Linked DNA regions of Homo sapiens: region 2 is linked to region 1. Evidence: chromatin loops called from intact Hi-C (ENCODE). Cell type or tissue: MCF 10A. All regions are shown on one strand. Links, peaks and the distances in the headings refer to the core of each region. The heading gives the core; the rest is flanking DNA.

Region 1 (10,579 bases), core at 1,638-9,637:
ATTCTCAGAGAGGAGGAGGAACAGGTGCCCGAAAAGCAATGTCAAGTTTTGGTTCACGCTAGCTCCAAACTCAGTGCAGGACTCCAGAGGCAGCCAGACCTAAGGTTCTGCCACTTTGAAATGATGTCGGAACCAGAGACACAGATTTCAAAGTTATTAACATCTCAAAATAGTAATTAAAGCCAAAAGAATTAATGTGTTAACACAGGGAAAGGATGTGGCTTCAGAACAAAAGACCAGAAGAACCCCTTTATTTCATGGTAAAACGTCAAGATTTGAGGAGTGGGTGGAGGAGGAGAATCCATCCCCAAGAGATCGAAGTGAAATATTCAGAAAAACTGGAAGAAAGTCAGGAGATACTGATATCCTGGAAGCTAAGGGAAAAATGTTTCAAGAAGTAAGGGATTGTTAGCAATATCAAATGCTATAAAGAGATTGTTTAGTGTGCATATCCTTGGATTTGGCAACTAGGGAATTACTGATTATTTAGTAGAGAGCTATCTCAGCAGTGGTGTGAGCAGAAATTGATTTGTGATAGGGGCAAATGGGTTTCCATTTCTTTGCATACAGTTTTCTCTCTACAAGTGAGAGATAAAGATGGTCCTTATCCTGAGAGAGAGTTGGAGAAGAGAAGTCGTTTTATGATTTGGGGCACTTATGTTTTATTTTTAAGAAGAGTTTTGAGCATGTTTACAGATGGGAGAGAAGAAGACAAATTAAACGGAAAGATTAAAGATATATGTGTGTGTCTATGTATGTGCATGTGTGGGGAAAGGTTGTGGGGAGAGAGACTGAAAGAGTCAAAAGTAGCCTGGTCAGATTTGGAGAAGTACAGGAGTATCTTTTTCTCTAACAGAAGTGCAAAGATAGACTGGGTGGGCATAGATAAATTCTAGAAACTCATTATCTGATAGTCTGTATTACTTTGTGGAAAGTGGGTAGCTTCTACTAAGAATGATAGGTAGTGTGAGGTAGGATTTAGAAAGTGTCTTTGAAGGGCCATCAAATTTGGAGCTTATAAAAGGGAGATGATCCCAATTAGCCAAGTTTTGTGGCTTTTCTCAAATCATCAGGATCATAGCTAGATGCTTCCAGTATTACCTTTTTTTTTTTTTTTTTTTTTTTTTTTAGCGTCATAAACTGTCAGGACCTTAACAGGAAGGCGTGTGCCCTTGTATTCTCTTTAGTTGTCTCAGTTTTGCCTTCCTGGTGGGTGATTCAGAGTCACACACGGTAGGTAAGGTGTAGAGGTGGAGGGTTGGGGGTAAAGGAGGAGTGACAGCTTGTGAGGGGAATGATCTTGGTTGGGCCAGCTATTGGTCATACTAGCCTTGGAAATTCCACCCTTTTTACTCACCCACTTGTTATTTCTTCATCTACTCACCAAATATTTGTTGAGAACCTTGGTTTTAGGCACTAGAAATAAAATTCTGAGCATAAGTGGCAAAGTCGCTATTCTTGTGAAGTTTAAAATCTCATGGGGGAAGACAGACAAGCATCAAATAACCTCCAAGTACAGACCAACAGCGACATCAGCTACCTGCTGTGAAGGGGAAGGCCAGGTGCTATGTGGGTGGCACACGGCCTGTTTTGAGCCTTCAAAAAGAAGTGCTCGGATGTTGCCCAGGGCACAGCATCTTTTGGAGTTGCCCGGCTGTGTGTGGATGAAGGAAGGCCTCTGAGGACCTTAGTGGAGGCCCCCATGGCCCCCGGTGATTTTCAGATGACAAGTCTTTCATGTGTTAGGGCACATCCCCAAATCTGCAGAGCATTGAGCCCTTCTGCTCATTCGGCTGCTGGGAAGGCCAGCCTGAACCCTGCATGGTTGATTTTTTTTTTTTGAACACTGGGCAGCTGATTTATACTTTCACCCTTTGGCTGTTTCTGTGAAGGAGGAGTTTTAAACATATCCCCAGAATGGCCTCGTGGGCACACCATGGTTTCCTCCAAGAACACTCAGAGGGGTAGGAAAGGCAGAGGTGGGAAACGTACGCAGGCCGTGAACAGAAAAGGCAGAATATTCATTCCCAAGTTCGGTCTAAAGCCCATGGTTGACAACTTTCAAGAGATCTCACACTGTATGTTGTGCTGTTTTTGAAATGGGACTGAGAAGACTGAAAAGCAATCCTACAAAATGTTACCCGTGTTTATCTCAAGGGTGGGATCATCAGGTAGTTTCAGTTTCGTTGTTCTTCTTAATTTCTTGCAAATACTCTATTTTCGTGTACTACTGTGGCAAATAGAAGATAAACAGCAAACGTGATCTTTTCCAAGTGGCGTCTGTTTGGGAGCAGACATACCCTGAGGAGATGTTTCCCTGCCGGTAGCTTCTTTGAGGCGAGTTACTGTGAATCTCAACCGCGAAGCCCAGCTCAGGGTGTGGCGACAGCAGCCTCCCTCGGTGAGAGCAGCGGGCGGCAGGGATGGAGAAGGCGCCTGTGTCAAGAGATCCGAGGGGCTTCAGGGAACATTCGAGGGAGAAGGTCGTGAGGCTCAGCCCTGCACACTCTGAAGCCTCCACGTGTGTCAGGTGGGGGCGTGGGGTGGGGCAGGCCTTCCAAAATGACACTTTTGTTTTCAATTAAACATTATCTGCACTGTCCATGGGGCAGAGCTGTGATGTCCAGTGTGTGGATGGGGCTTGACTGTGAGGGCCTCAGACACCAAGCCCGCAGATTCCTGAAAAAGCTCCGGTTCAAAATTACCAAAGCCTTCCGGGTCAGGCTGTGGAAGTCAGTCAGGCTCCGGAAGCCAAGTTCCGGAAGTCAGTAAGGCCTCGGAAGTCAAGTCCTGGAAGTTGGGCTTGCAATCATTAGGTGGAGATATTGTTTGTTCTGTGCTCAGGTTTGTCATCCTCCTTAAATTCAAAGGAGATAGAAGCTGCAAATACTTGTCAGAGTTTAGGTGTGATCGGAAAGGAATTTTAAGAAACGTTTATTATGTTTCAGACAGCAGCAGCCTCCCTCATGATGCGGGAAGGCAATGTGGGAGGGAAACCCTCTGGGGGCCTGATTCAGCTTGGCAAGTGTAAGAGAGCACCCGATGAACTTCCCGTAGGTATCCAGAAAAGAGCAGACCCAAATCCAGACAGAATCTTCTTTTCATGTTGGTGGATGGGGGTGGGGAGGAGTAGGCACATGCGTCCAGTCATAGGCATTCCAGAGATTAAAAATGCAGGAGCAGAGGAGGAAAATTGGAGAGATTTTAAACATCAGGAAATGTCTGCATGGGCTATTATATAGTCTTTGGAGGAGGTGGAGAGAGTCCCCGCGCGACCCCTTCGCTGCTACAAGCCAGCCTCATCGTAAAGGGACTTGAGAGCAGCCAAGGGGAGGAGTATTTACAGGTCCCGCATTGGTTCAGAGGCGGAGGCGAGCAGGATGCGGCTTTCTTTCTGGGCTTTGCGTTTCACAGTGAGGATTTTAACACTAATCCTGGTAAAGCCTGCATATCAGCGGGGAGTCAGGGTAAAACAATCGAAAATGTGGTCCTTCCCATTGAATAACCTGTGACCTTACAGCAATTGAACTATTGGCTGCCATCACTGCAAGTTAATAACCTATTTTATAGAACGGAGCCTACAGACTGTTTGAAATGGCTGTTTTTTTTTTCTTTCTTTCTTTCTTTTTTTTTTTTTTTGAACAACATTCCTGCAGAATTCCCTGGAGTGAGACTCAGGACAATATTAAATCCAATGAATCACGCAGCTTTCAGGAGGGCAGGGCAGCACGCTGCAGAGCAGCACTGAATGATGGCTTGGCCTGGCGTCCCTGGTGGCAGCAGTGGCCGCACCAGGCACCGTGTTCTCATTCAACAAAGACTCAGGTTAGTGAGCGAGATGCCTGTACCAAATCTCCCTTCCCTCTTTTTCAAGTTTCTGGATGTTGTGTAATTCTTTTTTGCAGCATTCAGTTCTGCAAGGAGCCTAGTGAATGCTTCCATCAGTGGACTATGAAAGGCATCTGGACAAGCAGTTGCCTCATGGTCTGTACACAATTCATTAATTTGAAAATTACTCCCGGTGACTGTACCTTGCTCTCAGGTCAGACTCAACTAACTCCAGGGAGTCTCATGGTCGGGGCAGGGTACACAGGCCTGGATGGGTTTACTTTGACTGTGCTGTGCTTGCCTGGGCCTGATCAACACCTACCCTCCAGCCCCTGGGGAATTCTGCTCTGCTCCTTACCACTTATTGGCTTGCTCGTGTGAGGGCCTTAAAGGCCATGCTCCCAAAAGTGGGCCTTGAAGACTGGGCTGGCCAAGGGGCCTGGTGCTCCAGAAATTTACCAGAGCACTCAGTTCCATCTACCTCCTTTGGAGTGGTAAGTTGCTCATAGGACTTATGATTGTGCTCATAGGATGTAGTTAGAATGTCTAGTATGTCTGCCCAACTGGATAAGGACCCTGGGGGAAGGAACAGAAGATTTGAGGCCGTGATGCTCCCAGGATAGTTCAAACACAGGCAAGTCCAGCGGCATTGTCGCGGATTTGTTAGAATTGCACAATCTCTGGCCTCACCCAGACCTATGAATCAGAATCTGCATTTAACTAGGTCTGAGAAGTGCTGCTTTTTAAAACTCATCTAAAGTTGGGCAGAGTTAAGCATCCCTGCCCCTGATTTGTAGTGTGTGGCTGCAGTGGGAGCATCCTTGCCTCGCCCTAGTTTGCCGACTTCCTATGGAGGGGATACGGCCTACACAGCCCATTTCTCAAATGCCCATTTCTCCAAACACTCTCCCAGCTGTGACTCATTTGTGTGTCAGGTCTTCGAGTGATGACTCAATACTGAGAAACCCCTTCATGAAGTGTGTCCTTGTGGTCTGATGATGCCACATGCAGTGCTGATGGGACTGATTCATCAGTGATGTGGGGAGATTAATCCCACTCAACCCTTTGTGGGAAGCACTCAAGCTGGCTTCACAGAGCTTTATGTTGACAGAGCTGAGTCTCTCCTCTCCAAATGCCTGTTGGGAAGTACAGGTAGTGCAGATGCAGCCTGGGCGTGTCCTCTGAGTGGGACTAGATCCTTCATGGGAGGACTGAGGGATGTGAACCTGGGGCCTCGATTGTCATCACTGTCACTGCTTCTGAGTGCTTCCTTTTCAGTGTACCCAGGATTCATCTCCTAGTCTGGCAGTGAAGGAGCCTGCCATGTTTTGGTTTGATGCCTTGCCACCCCTGCATGTGTGAAGAGAAGAACACTATAGTGACAAATGAGATGAAAAATGGCTTCCAAGAACTTAATTCAAAGAATTGTAACAGGTCCCCTTCCATAAGCTGGTTTCTTTGTGAACACCATCCATTCATTGTTGACCTCACTGGGTTCACGTGTGATGCAGCGCAATGGGATCTGGACATGAATGTGGGAGATGAAAGACAAAGACAGACTGTTCCATCGGTGACAAGAACTCTGTGTGTGTGTGTGTGTGTGTATGTGTGTAAGAATAGTCTCCATTATAGTATTTTTCTCTGCGACACACAGATGGAGGCTGTGGTGTAAGAGTTACACCTCTGTCATTCCTCCACTTTGTTCCGGGGAGCCCAGCCATCTGCACTCAGGTCCTCAGGTGGATTTGCCCTTTGGTCGTCAGGCTGCACTGTGAGTTCTGAATCCCTGGCTCCCCAGCCGGACTCTTCAGTGCACAGCTGCCACAGGCAACCTGGACGAATCCAGCCAGGCGGATAGAGCAGGGCTCACCTCGTCAAGGACTTTGCAGCCGCCTTAACTTTGAGTCTCCTTGCTTCTGTCAGGAGGTGCCACAACCTTAGACGTAGCTCTTGTTGGTGTTAATTATTTCCTTTTCATTTCCAGCTGGCACAGAGCTTTAGCACCTTAAGTTGCTCAATTTGATCTCTGCACTCAGGAACAAGGTAATTAAGTCAGCCACAATATAAGAAAACTCATCTGCCTCGACTTGTTGCCCGTCTTCAGACAGTGCTCCATCCTAAATCATTTGATAATGTAAGAGGCTTGGTGCAGTTTTCTACTTGACTGAGGGTTAGTTCATTAGGTCACAATCAGTAATTGATTCTCAGTGTGTCTCTGCTGGTTTTATTACAGTAATGAGGACTGTCGGTTTTTTCATCTCCTCTAATATGTTACCCAAACCATCAGCTTCTCAGTTTGGTGTCAGGATGACTTTGACAGGTTGTTAGCAACTATATGATATACAGAACATCACAGAAATATCTCAAACTGTGTTGCTGTATACCACACAGAGCCTTAGGTGGTCCCGAAATAAGTGAAAGCACTTGCAAGGAAAAAGTTACAGCAGCAATTGAAAATATGACTACAGGCTTGATGTCCTAATGAAGAAGTTCTTTGCACTGCTGGATCTGTTTCGACACGCAGGGCAGATTTCGCAGGGTTGGGTGGCATCTGCAGCTCTCCTCCGGAATATTCCTGAACAGAAAAAGGAAGAGTGCCCCTCAAGAACAAAGCAGACATTATCATTGCAAAAAGTTACACGTTCTTCATTCTCTCTGTGGAGCTCCTTTTAAAAAGTGAGCAATAATCTGCTATCTCTAAGCAATCTGATTTCCTCTTAATTTCTTTTCATCTTGAGCAGGGGAAATCCATGGTATGAAGGCCATGAGAGAGAAACGTAGTGTCATTTATTCTGCTTCTGCTGTGTTCCTGGATGACTTCAAACGTAGAAAGCTGCAAGAGACAAAAGGGGGAAAAAGCATTTTATTTTTTTGATAGATATAATCAAAATATTACAATAAAATTGACCATTTGTTTTTATCTAATGAACACATTTTAAAATTTAATTTTTCCCCCCAAGATTTTGGAGTGTTTTGAGGCTGAGGATTATACTCACCGGAGCAAGTACTGTTTGATGGTAACAGGAATTTTGAGTTCAGAATAGCTAGGAACCCTGGAATAATTCTCTGAGAATGAAACACCAAAGGCCACAAAGACAGTAATGTAGGATGCACTGGCTTCTCAAAGCCCTTACTAGCCTTGTATAAAGGATGATAGATAGAAGTCGAGTATATGCGAACTCTGAAATAAACTCTCTTTCTGAACCTTTTCAAAAAGAAGCAGCACCAAAATAGTAGACCAGTCATAATGTTCCCCTAAAAACCAGAAGCCATGAGACCATTGGGCAAAGAACAAAGAGCTCAGGGGTTTGGCCTGACGGCCTCAAGAATGTGTTTTGTTACATGGTGGACACGGCTAACCGTTTTGCTGTCTAACTCACGAATGATGATCCTTGGAAGATGAGACTGTGAGATGTGTCCAAAGTTAGATTCACATGCATTGAGAAAAACATTTCTCCTACCCTGAGATTGCAGAGGAGGGACAGAGGCCTGGAGACAGCTCAGGGGTGGCTTTGCCTCACTGACATTGTGGGTGACATCGTTAGCCAGCTCCAGCACGCTGGCATGGCATCCAGAACTGCCACTTTAGCCCATGTTTGCAGCCTGATATTATGAAAATCTTTCATCAACACTAAAAATAATATTTAGCAAGCCTCATCGATCCTTCTTTAAATAAAGCACCTATTTTAGGTGGAGGTTAGCAATTTTATTCATAGGATTAATTTCATCCTACAAACTGCTGTGCAATGTCTGACAAAAGATCTTTTTATAAATTCAACGTTGGAAAATAAGTCATAATCCCATCTGCTCCCTTCATTTCTCCCTGCTCTATAGAAGGCATGCAGCAATACAAGGTCTCCTGCAGGCCGAGACAGGTAGAACAGATATTAATAAATCACCAGCAAATATATAGATGAAGGTGACAGTGGCTATAAGAAATCAAATCATTACACTTGTTCTGCTGCTACACACTGAGGGACTAGTTCTTGGCATAGAACATGGACCCCAGAATATCTAAACTTCCAAATGTCCCCCAAGGCTTCCTGAGCTTCCAGGATCAACACTGTTCTGACCTCTGGCCTTCAACAGATGAAGCCCAAATTCTCCAAGAGAGGGCAAGTACATGTGAAAACAAACAAGGTTTAGATTCTCAATCTCTGTATTCTGAGTTTTCACAATAGTTGAGTGTGGGCAACTTTGTTAAAAATAAAGAAAGAAGGAAAGAAAGGAACGAAGAAAATACGGTGAATTTAAAGCAGACGCTTAAATAAAACAATCAATTGCTATATAAAACCTGAGTTGAGCAAGATTTCTATTTGCCAGTCCTTAATTAGGTTTTGAAAGAAAGGGAATCCCTCCACCAAGTACTAAGAATATTTTGCTGCCTGCTGCTTTTTCTGGCAGAATCTTCCTGGTTTGTGGAAAGAGTGCTATTCTGACATTGGATGCTGCTGAGAATCGGGCAACAGTCTTAGTGAGGTGACCATCATCTGAGGAGGTATGAGGTTTGGAAGCATCACGGGGCCCTGGGCACATAGGCTCCCATGTTGCTCTGACATGAAACATTGACCAAATGTCTTGGCCTCCCTGTGCCTTGAGTCACAGTAAAGCTAGTCTCCTGACGATAGTGATGAGTATTGTATGTGGGTACCAGAGGCCAGGCTCTGAGTGCTGAGTCTCAGGAAGACTCCCTATAGGTTTACAGAACCCCCACTCCTAGTAAAATACTTGATCGAACACACTTGCTGGATTTCTGTGATCAGTATCCGTTTTTCTTTCTCCTTCCTCCTCCCCCAGTCTCATTGCTGTTCGTTGTACCTTGAATTTCCCCTTGCCTGTATTTTCATTCAAATCCGAACTCTTATTTGAATCCAATGCAGTCTCACCTTTGGGTCTATATATAGCCTCTTGTCTATGAACTTTTGGTACAAATGCATCGTCTCCTCTTCTTGGACTTCCTGTGTTCTGATTATGAGACACTCAAAAACATGCTGGCAGTCGCTGAGGTCCAGGCTCCAGGCCTCCACGCTGATGCTCCTGGGCCCCCCTACCTGAGTGTTCCTTGGGCATCCTAAGGATGCTTCCTGAAGAAAGTCTAAGGTGGAATCCAACAGTCCCTCTCCCAGAGATTCTTTCTTTACTCCCCATTTGAGCCTCCAGAGCCCTAGCCCATGCCAGATGTTCAGCTGCCAAGCTTTCTGTCTCCGCACTAAACCCAGTCCATCTCCAGGCTTTACTATTGTGAATTCTAAATGTCTTTGATTTTGTCTGCTTTTATTTTCTCCTGATCACCCCCTGTGAAATTACCTACCTGAACCAGTGGTCTCTGGCTTGTATCTGGAGAAGACACGTAACTATCATCCTGCCTCTAATCTTGCCTCCTTCGGTAACCTCCCATTTTGCTGCTGAACTCTTCTTTCCAGAGCAGAGATCCAATGTCTGTACTTAAACCCTTTAATGATTCCCATTGCTCTTAGGATATTAGTATAAAACAGGACACATAAGGCCATTCGTGGTCTGGTATGATCTGCTTCCCTCCAAATCAATTTCTCAGCATCCCCTGCCTCTCTTCTCCACTTCCCCCACCTTGCAATTTTCATTCCAGCCAGACCGAACAGGTTCTATGACCCAGTCTCTAGAATATGACTGGTCCCTCTTGTCTCAGAATCTCTGTATAAGGGCCATCCTTGCTTGACTTAGGATGTCTTCCTTCTTGTAAGTCTCATGAGTGCAAACACCTTGTCTACTTCAACACGTGATCTGCATTGCTTAGAACAGGGATGAATAAATTGTAGACACCTCAAATATGTTTAATAAATTAATCAAATAAATGACATATAGGCATTCAAATGAGTGCTGTGCCCTTCATAGTATTTATCTTAGAAAACAATAGCAAAAACAAAAGAAACAAAGAACAACTATTTATTTTGCAAAGAAACAAACTCCTGATTTGTACTTGCTTAGGATGATGATGCCTAGGAGTCTCTCTCTCTCTGTCTCACACACACACACACACACACATACACACACACACACACACACACATACACACACACACACACACAGTCATTATCTAGCATGGCTATCCATGTTGTTTCCCAAGATGAGTTCCAAGTTACTATTGATTGTAGACATAAAATTTATTATCAAAGGATAAAAATAAATTTTTTTTGTCCCCAAGGAAATGTAAAGAATGTGGCTTGGTTGCAAAAAGTGTTTTCATGTAAATGCAAAGTTACTCCTCTATTTATTGTGCACTTACTACATGCCAAGTACTGTGCTAGGGACTGGAATTGCACTAAAGAATAAAAAATAACTCCTGCTCCATTGACTGCTGAAAAGATGCCTCGACATGCCTGCCGGCTTCCTACTTAAGAGGAACCCACTCCACATATCAGAGGAGGAAGGAAGAGGGAGGAGCACTGGGGGAAGGGAAAGATGGGTCAAGGAGAAGAGAGCCCTGCATTACCTCTGGGGCCCAGGGGCTTTCTGGAGAACTACAGTGGCTAAGGAGAATGTATTCAGTTGCCTTCGCTGTGGTAGGAATGGAAAATCTCCTCCAGCTCATCCGCATCATCCAAACCCTCAGCTGTCACTAAGAATGGAGGATGTTTCTTATTGTTGTTTTGTGTCTGTTTTTGAAGAGAGAATAAGAGGATCCGGGAGAGTGGGCATTTGGCAAACACAAACCTGGTGGTCTGATGCTTCACCCTGGGTGGTTTTGGACCCTTTGAACGTACCACATAATTGG
Region 2 (10,579 bases), core at 1,675-9,674, 80 kb after region 1:
CATGATCATATTAGTAGATGCCAAAAAGCTATTTGACAAAATCCAACACTCATGATAAAAAAGAAAGAAACCTCTCAGCAAACTAGAAATAGAAGGAAACTTTCTCACCTTGATAAAGAACATCTACAGAAAACCTACAGAGAACATACTTAATGGTGAGAAACGTACTTAACGGTGAGAAAATTTCACACTAAGATCAGGAACAAGGCAAGGATGTTCCCTCTCACTACTTTTTTCTTTTTCTTTTTTTTTTTTTTAAAGATGGAGTCTTGCTCTTGTTGCCCAGGCTGGAGTGCAATGGCGTGATTTTAGCTCACTGTAACCTCCAGCTCCTGGGTTCAAGCGATTCTCTTGCCTCAGCCTCCCAAGTAGCTGAGATTACAGGTGCCCGCCACCATGCCCAACTAATTTTTGTATTTTTAGTAGAGACGAGGTTTCACTATGTTGGCCAGGCTGGTCTCAAACTCCTGACCTCAGGTGATCCACCCGCCTCAGCTTCCAAAAGTTCTGGGATTACAGGCATAAGCCACGGCACCCAGCCGTCTTTTTAAGTATCATTCTGAGAGTTGTAGCTAATGCAAAAAGACAAAAATAAAAAAGGAAATAAAAGTTCTACTGATTGGGAAGAAAGAAAGAAGAACTATCTTGTTTGCAAACAACATGATTATCTATGCAGAAAATCCAAAGGAATCAACAACAACAACAAAACTCTTGGAACTAATAAGCAATTATACAGCAAGTTTGTAGGATACAAGGTTAACAAGAAAGTTGATCACTCTCCTATATGTCAGCAATGAACAACTGGAATTTGAAATTAAAAACATGGTACCATTTACATCACCACCCCTCAAAATAAAATGCTTATGTATAAACCTAATGAACTATGTGCTAGATCTTTATGAAGAAAACTACAAAACTCTGATGAAAGAAATCAAAGAAGAACTAAATAAATGGAGAGATATTTCATGTTATTGGATAGGAATACTCAATAATGTCAAAATGTCAGTTCTTCCTAATTTGATCTTTAGATTCAATGTAATCCGAATCAAAATTCTGCAAGTTATTTTGTGAATGTTGACACAAACTGATTCTGAAATTTTTATGGTTACTGTATGTCGTATCATAATTTGAAGTCAGGTAACATGATGCCTCCAGCTTTGTTATTCATGCTTAGTATTGCCTTGGCTATTGGAGCTTTGAGCTCTTTTTTTGGTTCTATATGTATTTTAAAATAGTTTTTTTTTCTAATTTTGTGAAGAATTTCATTGTTAGTTTGATAGGAATAGTACTGAATATTTAAATTGCTTTGGGCAGGATCACCATGATAGCAATATTGATTCTTCCTGTTTATGAGCATGGATATCCATTTGTTTGTGTCATCTCCAATTTCTTTGAGCAGTGTTTGTAATTTTTTTTTTTTTTTTTTTGGTAAAGATCTTTCACCTCCCTGGTTAGCTGTATTCCTAGGTATTTTATTCTTTCTGTGGATTGTGAATGGGATTGCATTCTTGATTTGGCTCTCAGCTTGGAGGTTGTTGGTGTGTAGAAATGCCATTGATTTTTGTACATTAATTTTGTATCCTGAAAATTTGTTGAAGTTGTTTATCAGACCGAGGAGCTTTTGGACAGAGGTTGTGGGTTTTCTAGGTATAGAATCATATTGCCTGCAAAAAGAGATAATTTGACTTCCTCTCTTCCTGTTTGGATGCCTTTTATTTTTTTCTCTTGCCTGATTGCTCTGGCTAGGACTTCCAGTACTATGGTGAATAGGAGTGGTGAGAGGGGGCATCCTTGTCTTGTTCCGGTTTTCGAGGATGATACTTCTGGCTTCTGTCCCTTCAGCATGATGTTGGCTGTTGGCTGTCATAGATGGCTCTTATTATTTTGAGGTATGTTCCTTCAATGCCTAGTTTGTTGAGGGTTTTTAACATGAAGGGATGCTGAATTTTATTGAAAGCCTTTCCTATATCTGTTGAATGATCATGTGTTTTTGTTTTTAGTTCTGTTTATATAATGAATCATATTTATTGATTTGTGTATGTTGAACCAACTTTGCACCCCAGAGATAAAGCCTACTTGATCATGGTGTATTAGCTTTTTGATGTGCTACTGGATTCAGTTTGCTGTATTTTGTTGAGGATTTCTGCATCTATGTTTATCAAATACATTGGCTTGAAGTCTTCTTTTATTTCTATGTCCTACCAGGTTTTGGTATCAAGATGATGCTGGCCTCATAGAATGAGTTAGGAAGGAGTCCCTCCTCCTCAATTTTGGAAGAATATTCCATACTTATCGATAGGAGAAACCAATATTTTTTAAATGGCCATACTGTTTAAAAGAAATGTACAGATTCAATGCGATTCCTATCAAACTAACAATGACATTCTTCACAAAATTAGAAAAAAAGCTAGTTTAAAATACATATGGAATCAAAAAAGAACTTGAATAGCCAAGGCAGTCCTAAGAATAAAAAATAAAGCTGGAGGCATCATGTTGCCCAACTTCAAACCATACTACAAGGCTACAGTAACCATAAAAAATTTAGAATCATTTGTCCAACCCCATAGAACGTATAAGAGTGAACTCTAATGTAAACCATGGACTTTGCATGACAATGATGTGTCAATGTACATTCATTGACTATGACAAATATACCGCTCCAGTTTGGGATGCTGACTAGGGGCAGCCTATGTATATGCAGGAGGAGTGGGTATACACAAAATCTCTCTACATTCTGTTCAATGTTCAGTGTTGCTGTGGTAGCATGTGGTGATGTCCCATATGTGAATCTCCCTTCAGAATCCTGATGAAGTCGGAAGTTGATTCCACTCCTGCTGGGGGTCCATTTCTCCCATAACCTGAACAAAGAGAGCTTGAGCAAGGAATTAAGCTGAAACACCTGGGCTTGTAGCAATGAACCTATTCTTCCTTTATTTCTTCTATACATCCTTTCTCGTAATACATCCACTTAGATGTATTTTTTTTCGGTTATCTCTTCTATTTAGTCAGCCATTTCCCTGACTTCAGCCCACTGGAAATCATTCCTATACAATTAATGACGATATATTTTAGCCATATAAATGAAATCACATTTTTGTTTTGTTTTTCTTTTTGTCTGGGGATATTAAAATATCCCCAGTCGACTATTCAATAGTCGACTGAAGCATCAGAAATCAATTTGCATTAGTCAGGATACTGTGAGAGTGTTTGGGTATAGCTGTTGACAAAATTTATGTCAAATAGCAAGATAGGAATTATGATACCTGCATTTATTTCTGTTCCAGTCATTATTGAATAGTGATATGACAAATATGCTGCCGAACTTTTCCTACAACTGATAATAACCCAAGTAGCTAATGATATCAAAAGTGCCCACTAGCATTCATAGCTTATAGACGTGGGGTTCCAGGCTCATTCTCTTCTGATAATGGGATAGGTAAAGAATAGATCAAGAGGCCAAGTTAGATAATTTTAAGGAGCATTTGGTTTACATGTGGTTGAAGTACACAACCAGGTTAAAATCCTGATAACAACAACAATAGTAACATCCAGAACAATAATGGATGTAACAAAAAAAATTATGACCTGAGCCAGACATTCCTTTCCCTGTGGTACATCATGTAATTCTCACATTCTCAAAGGTCTGTGTCTAGGCAGGAACCAATGTGGCTGGGCTCCATTCATTCCCAGTAACGCAGACACCCCTGCAGGGAGTGGGACCTCGCACAGTGATAGATCCTGGGGTGCTGGGTGATGGATCTATTACTTTGGTACAATCTAAGTGATTGATTTTAAGTTAGATTGATTTAGATTGATTCCCACGGTCTTCACCCCCACCCCGCCCCCCAACAAGCTTTTTTTTTTCTTGTCACTGTTGGGTTTCATTATTACTATTTGATATTTTAATGTTTGAAGTCATCATGGAACCTACAGTCTTGTGGGGCAAGAGTGACCAGTATGTAAACAAATGCATAAGACAAGGTTAATGACAAGAGTGACACTGAAGCCGGACACATTTCTCCACAGCCTACTCTTGCTCTCCCAACAGCTACTTCTGTGTTTGGATCAAGGCAAACAAGAGAAGTATCTTTGAAGACTTTTCTTTAATGTAGTATGGGCTGTAACTCTCTTTGCCTCTGCCTTCTCTGTCTTTTTTTTTGTTAGTTTTGTGATAACATTTATTGTGTGTGACTTTGATGCTGTCTCCAGAAAAATGTGCCAAAATTTATGGCTTGCTAGTGATGTCTCTGTTCTCTATCTTGTTTTGAATTTGGTGGGATATTGGGCGAAAAGGGTAAAAAATGAGTGCACTTACTCTGCTATTTTGATCCAGATGGGGTACATCCATCTTTGCATTCTTATCAATTTTTCCCCCTTAGGATCAATTACTAAAAATGGAATTTCCAGGTCAAAGGGATGAGCTCTCTAAAAGTGTTTGATACATATTGCTAAAATGTTCTCCATAAAGGTTATATCAATTTATTTTCTCGAGGTATGATGTGGTATGAAGTATGATTTCTTACACTTCTGCATCAACGCCGTGTGTTCTCTTAAAAAGGGTTTTCACCAAACTCTTACGTAAATATCTCGTTATTATCTGCATTTATTTCATTGTTTGTGAAATTGATCACATGTAACATATTTTAAAATCATTTATAAATGTCCTTTTCATATTATTTGCACATTAAAAAATTATGGCTTAGTGGACTAAAATAAAAATTGTATTGTCACAAAATGTTTTTCTGGGTTTGAAGTTCACTCTTAAAGTTTCTTTGGATGGATTATTTTGTCATTCATTTATTTAAAAGTACTTATTGGTCTCCTTCTGAATGGAAGCAGAATGCTAAGATGCCCCCAGCATCCCCACCCTCTAGACAGGTTCTGGATAATCGTCTCCCCTGGAGTGTGGGTGGAGCTTGTCACCCTCACATAATTTTGCTCCCGTAAATATTTTATGGCAAAGTGAAGGGCTTTTGCAGATGTATTTAAGGTTCTTAATTAGTTGACTCAGTCTGGGTTGGCCTGACATAATCAGGTAAATCCTTTAAAAGAGAGCTCAGGCCTTCCCTGAAGAGAGATTCTAAGTAATAGATTCTCCTGCGGCCTTGAAGAAGCAAACAGCCGTGTTTGAATTGTCTGCAGAGAGGGACACGTAGTGAGGACCTGAGAGAGACTCCTGGGAAGCGAGGGGTTCCTAGATGACAGCTGGTAAGAAAATGGGGGCCTTGGCTAGACGACAGGGATGTGAATTCTGCCAACCATCTGCGGGAACTTAGAAGTGGGTCTTTTTTCTAGTGCAGCTTCAGGATGAGGATCAGCCAGGCAACACCAAGATTTCAGCCTGGGGAAATGCTGAGCGGAGGCCCTAAGTGGAATGCATCAAATTCATGACTCACAAAAATCGTGAGATAGTAAATTTTTGTTCTTTTAAGGCATTCAGTCTGTGGTAATGTGTTACTCAGCAGTGGAAAATGAACACACCCTGTATGACAAGCACCAGTGGTACTCCCCGACTTGAAAGAGATGCGTCTCATCGGAGCCATGGCCTTTACGGCTTTGGCTTTGATGTCATGTTTGAAGACACTTTGTCCTCACTCCAAACTTTTGTAATTATTTACCCCATAATTTATTATTATTTTTATAGTTTCACTTTTACATGAATATCTTAAAATTCAACTGGAACTTATTTTCCTTGAAGGTATAAGACATCTAACGTTTTTTTTCCCTTTGCAATTAGTCTGTTGTCTGAAGAACATTTTTTGAATAAACCACCTACTCCTCATTGATTTGGCAAGTATCTTGGTTTAGAAGTACAGTCACTTATTTCTAGTAAGATATTATTTATGAAATACCAATTTGGGCCATGGGTTAAGAACGGTTTAGTGCTGATTACTTCATTATTATAAATTATGACCCAAGAGACAATGCAAGGAGCATAAAGATATAGTCATATTATCCCTTGCATTTGACATCTTGCTTTTTTTGTCCAGGTAACCATATATTTGAAATGGTTTTGTATGAACCAACTAACTAAAATAAAACACTTTTAACCATTGGCTAAAGTGATTTCAATTGTATAGGTTGCTTACATTTTCTAAAAAAGACGTTTTCCTTCAAATCAACAGCAAGAATGATTAAAACCTGGTGTATATTTTTAATAATGTGTGACTAGACTATAAATTCTTTGAGGACAAGGACTATGTCTGAATCATGCATTTGTTTCTAGTATCTAGTACAACCATGTTTAATAGTATTAGCTTAATAATTTCTAAATGACTGAATTATTTTAGCTATACTAATGCTGCTATGAATTTTATAGTGCTGGTGTATGCATTATTTTCTGTTAATCAGTGATGGTAAGAATGCAACCAAGTAAAACAGTCAATTTGGACTTTAATCATTAAAAATAAATACATTTGTTTAAAATTAAATTTAAGCATTCTTGTACAAAATAATTCTTAGAGCTCTTTAAGATAGTCTTTGATACTTTTTGTTTTGTCAATGAGTAGATCTCACCGTTGTCTAGCATATCAAACTCACCTTCCTTACCTTACGTGGCTCTAATTCTTTCCTACATTGCTTATCATTATCTCTATCCCCTTTCTTTGTCTCTGTCTGTCTTTAATCAATCTAGTCTTCAGTATTGTCTTGGTGGGAAAATTCTCCGAAATATTATCCTGAAAACTTTTAGAATCAAGAGATTTTACAATGTACACTCTGTAAACAAAAACAGTATGATGAATTATATATTCTGAATACCAATGGGCTGACATTTCCAAAACAAATATTAAAATATTAATGGAGCTGTGTTTTGTGTCTTCCTCTATATCAAATGCAATTGTGTTTTTGTTGGACACTACTCTTTATTTTCCTGCGCAAGTCATCTTTTATCTTTGCAGGGCTGAATATGAGTCTAAAGGTGTCCACTTGCTTATTAATGAGGAAAATGTACTGAGAAAGAGGAAGAAGCATTCAAAATTTTGGGAATGTTTTGTGGTTTGTGGTGGGGCATGATGCTGGTGAGGAGGAGCGACCAAAGGAATGAGCATTCGTTGAAGATGCCTTCAGATGGCTTATGATTTTACTTTCTTTTTTATCTGTGCCAAATAAATACGTGTATTATTTATGGGGAAAAGTGGGAAAATGGGGACAGGTTCAAAAATATGTTCGATTACTTACTTTGCTTTTTTTTGTAAGCACAAAAGTCATTAAGTAGGCTGGCATTGGTTGTTGTGGAATATTGGCCCTACAAGTAAGTGGGATGGTTTAGAATACACATTAGTAATAAACCTAGGTTTGTTACAGTCAGCATTTCTCAAGCCTGTTTGACCACAGACCATATATTTTTCAACACATCTGTTAGTATTCTCTGGGTCCAGTGTTCCAGGATATATAACTTCCTGGAATGCAGGTATACAGCAGACCTGCACCAAACTCAGAGTCCATCCCTGATAATGCAGTTTCCCTTGTGTGTGCACAGCGTATACAGACATGTACACACCTCTCACGAGGAGAGTTTGGAGTCCTGTTTTAAATACTTCTTAGTAAATAATTTTCTCTGGCTTTTATTTTTGAAATATTTCCACAAATGTCCTTATATTTGCAAAATTGTCCTCGACAGACATCCTCACTCTATTTGATCACCCCTTTTTCACCCTGTTGTGGGAGAAAGGATCCCCCACTCTAAACAGTAGGAGATGGCTGGACACATGACACCCAAGACCCGATGGGGAAAATTAAACAGAAGTTTATTAATTAAACCTACTCAGGGCCCCAGGAGAAGACATTGCACACAACACAGGGCCACGCAGGGACTGCACTCAACAGCAGAGACTCCAGCAGAACAAGCAGGGGCTTTGTAGTAACAAGAGGTGGGGTGCCCCCTGGTTTCCGTGGGGAGGTGGGATTGTGTGCAGAACTCTGTGCACTGGCAGGGAAGTGAAACCTGTTAGTTCAGTGGGGGGACCAGTGGGGTGGGGCTCTTTCAGTTGACAGGGGAATTAGTTGGATGGGGTCTTTCTCATTGTGTGGGGGCCTTTCTGGCCAGAGCAGGGATGCTCATGGTTAAGCTTCTGGGGCCCCAGGAGGCTTAGAGATGCCAGGGCAGCACATGAATTCTAGGCCTTCCAACGCCACCTCCTGCAAGTGCCTCAAGGTCTGTGTTTGGTGTGTTCTGGGTGCGGCTGGGCAGCTCGCCTCTCCTTATCCATGGCAGATGCCTCTGACCCATGGCGTCAGCTTCTCTCCGTATCAGATCTCAGTGTCGATTCACTTGGTATTCAAAGCCAGATTGATTTTTATCCAACATAGCATTCTGGTACTCCCCTGGTGTGGCTCCTTGCTATTGCAATTGATGGTGGCTATTATACTTGATTCATTACATGCCATTGATCTTCGAAATTTTGATTAATGACAGGGAAACCTAAAAAGTTCAGAGTTTGGCTTTGGTTCAAATGAGCACCCGGAAGTTCAAATGCTTAATTCAAACTAAGACTCTTGGATAAGTAAATGTGGTTATGCAAAATTAGTCTGAAAAATCTCCTGGAAACAGTCCCTCTCTTGGAAATTTCTGGTATTTCCTTCTACTTAGGCCATGGACCATAAATACTATGAAGACTTTTTCTTTCTTTTGTTCTGCTCACTTACTGCTGGCCATAGCCCAGGTTCTTAGGTTTTTGGGAATAGGTAGCAAATCATGGGGAGAGTTCAGGGTGGCATTGTTAGATCACCAGCAGTGCATGCATTTCCCATGCACCTGGGCATACAGAGACACAAGCCCATCAGGTCCCAGGGTTCAGAGTAGAGATACCTGTTTTTCCCTGGAAAACTGACTTCTTTTTCAGATCCATGAGAGCATGCTAATACCATGTGAATAAACAAGTGTCACCTAGACAAAGCAACGAGTTGACAAATGACAGTGGGAGAAATTCCCTCCAAAACGTACAGTTAACTCTTCTCAGCTCTCCTTGCTTAATTCAGCCAGGCAGCCCTGAGTAACAGAGGGTCTGAGGGCTGCACTAAAGGCCGGTGGAGATGCTAGCTCTCAGGTCCACAGGGAAAGACTCTCCAGAGAAAGGGCTCTTGAATGAGGACATTCGAGGACCTTACCTACTCCAACCTTACCTCCCAATACAGTCCCTCTAAATTCAGTCTGAGGGTTCACTTGGCATGCTGACAGTTTTGGGAGGTACCAGGCTAGATATGGCAGAATACAGTTCCATGAGGCTCATCCGGAACTGATGCCAATCTATGGTTTGTTTCTAGTCAGTGACTCATTTCAATTTCTTTGAGAACACAATGTATAAAACAATGTGTTCATTATAATGAGAGATTCTATTTGGATTTGGATTATCCTGAGAATATTTAGAAAAACCAAATTAAAACTTCTGACATTGGATGTGTGCATGTGTTTTAGGTAAGTTGCAGATCCCAGGAAACATTAAAATAAGCACTGAGCATCAACTCTGCAGCTCAGAATTCTGGGAGAGATTTCGCTCAGGTCTTCACTCTGGGCGGACAGCTCATCTGGATGTTAATGATGGCTTGTTCACACCTGGACATAGCATAAGAGACCTGCTAATTATTCATGCTGTCCCAAATTACAAAACTATTGTAAGTAAAACAAAACCCAAAGCCTCCAGTGTCTGAAGAGTGAAAAAGGAGACCCCATTCGAACAGCACACATTATTATGGTATTTATAATATTGTTACATAATAACCAAGTTAGGGTTCAAATTTTTAATTAAACAATAAAACATAGTAACTTTGGATTTTAGTTACATGTTCTTTTAGTAGAAAAGACACAAATGTATTACTCCACTATCAATTCGTAAATTGATTGACTAGAGAGTTATTATGAAAGACCAGTAGAAAATTTTGTTACATTGACTTTATTTAATAACTTAGTTTTAATAGTTTTGAATTTAAAAGTTAATGTTTAAAAGCCATATATTTCTAGTTTATTATTTTTATAAGCATAACGATTTAGAATTTTCTTTCTCAATATATATTATATGTTTATTTTGTATGAAAGTATAATAATTTTTAAGTATAAGGGCTTCGGAAGTTAACACACGGGCAAGCACCTAAATAGAGATTTCCATGCTACTTATTCGGTGGGTTCTGTTCAATTATGTTGATATCATTTTGATTAATTTATTAGACTTTTCCTTTTTCTTAGGTCTTTCCATGGTAGAATTTATTTCAGTAAGTGGATTCTTACTAGATTGACATGTAGCCATTTTTTACACAAAATTCTGCCCTATCAGGTGCTAATATGGAACGTGGATAGTAAATATTAATGTTTTCTAAAACTCTCATCTCTGTCTCTCTACATCTGAACCTTTAAGATGCATTGGTGTCAGTGGAGGAATTGTGTGACCTTACTTGCTTTCGTTTAGAACGCTTGTTTCCCTACCTAACACGACTCACAGTGGCCTTGTGATTAGCACTTGCATGTGTATCTGCAGTGAGTTCAGGCAGGTCCCCTGGTGCTCAGGAAAGCTTGCTTTGCCTTGCACCCATGCAGGGGTCTCGCTTCAGCCAATTGCCCTTTGGCCCTGCCTTTCTTGCTGACTTT

The links. Hi-C counts contacts between places; a loop is a spot of excess contacts. Peaks named below come from ENCODE experiments on the same cell type or tissue, not always from the same donor. Only the 100,000 strongest peaks of a DNase experiment are listed, where the experiment ranks them.
Region 2: a loop joins it to region 1, with 12 times the contacts of the local background. A loop is called at or near these places in 3 of 110 quality-filtered maps.

The regions. Positions count from the first base shown.
Region 1 is chr18:75,404,249-75,414,827 of GRCh38, forward strand. It overlaps SMIM21 (small integral membrane protein 21), which reads right to left. Exons shown (of 3, transcript NM_001037331.3): 3 at 5,228-6,661. The coding sequence ends at 6,616. LOC105372200 (a long non-coding RNA gene) reads left to right here and starts at 1,198. Exons shown (of 4, transcript XR_935636.3): 1 at 1,198-2,844; 2 at 3,657-3,825. RefSeq lists an enhancer at 4,212-5,411. In MCF 10A, for the core only: no CTCF peak of the experiment used is centred there; a DNase peak (open chromatin) is centred at 4,823.
Region 2 is chr18:75,484,558-75,495,136 of GRCh38, forward strand. No RefSeq gene overlaps it. Among named protein-coding and RNA genes, the nearest start is that of SMIM21, 62 kb to the left of the region's middle. RefSeq lists an enhancer at 4,858-6,057. In MCF 10A, for the core only: no CTCF peak of the experiment used is centred there; a DNase peak (open chromatin) is centred at 5,434.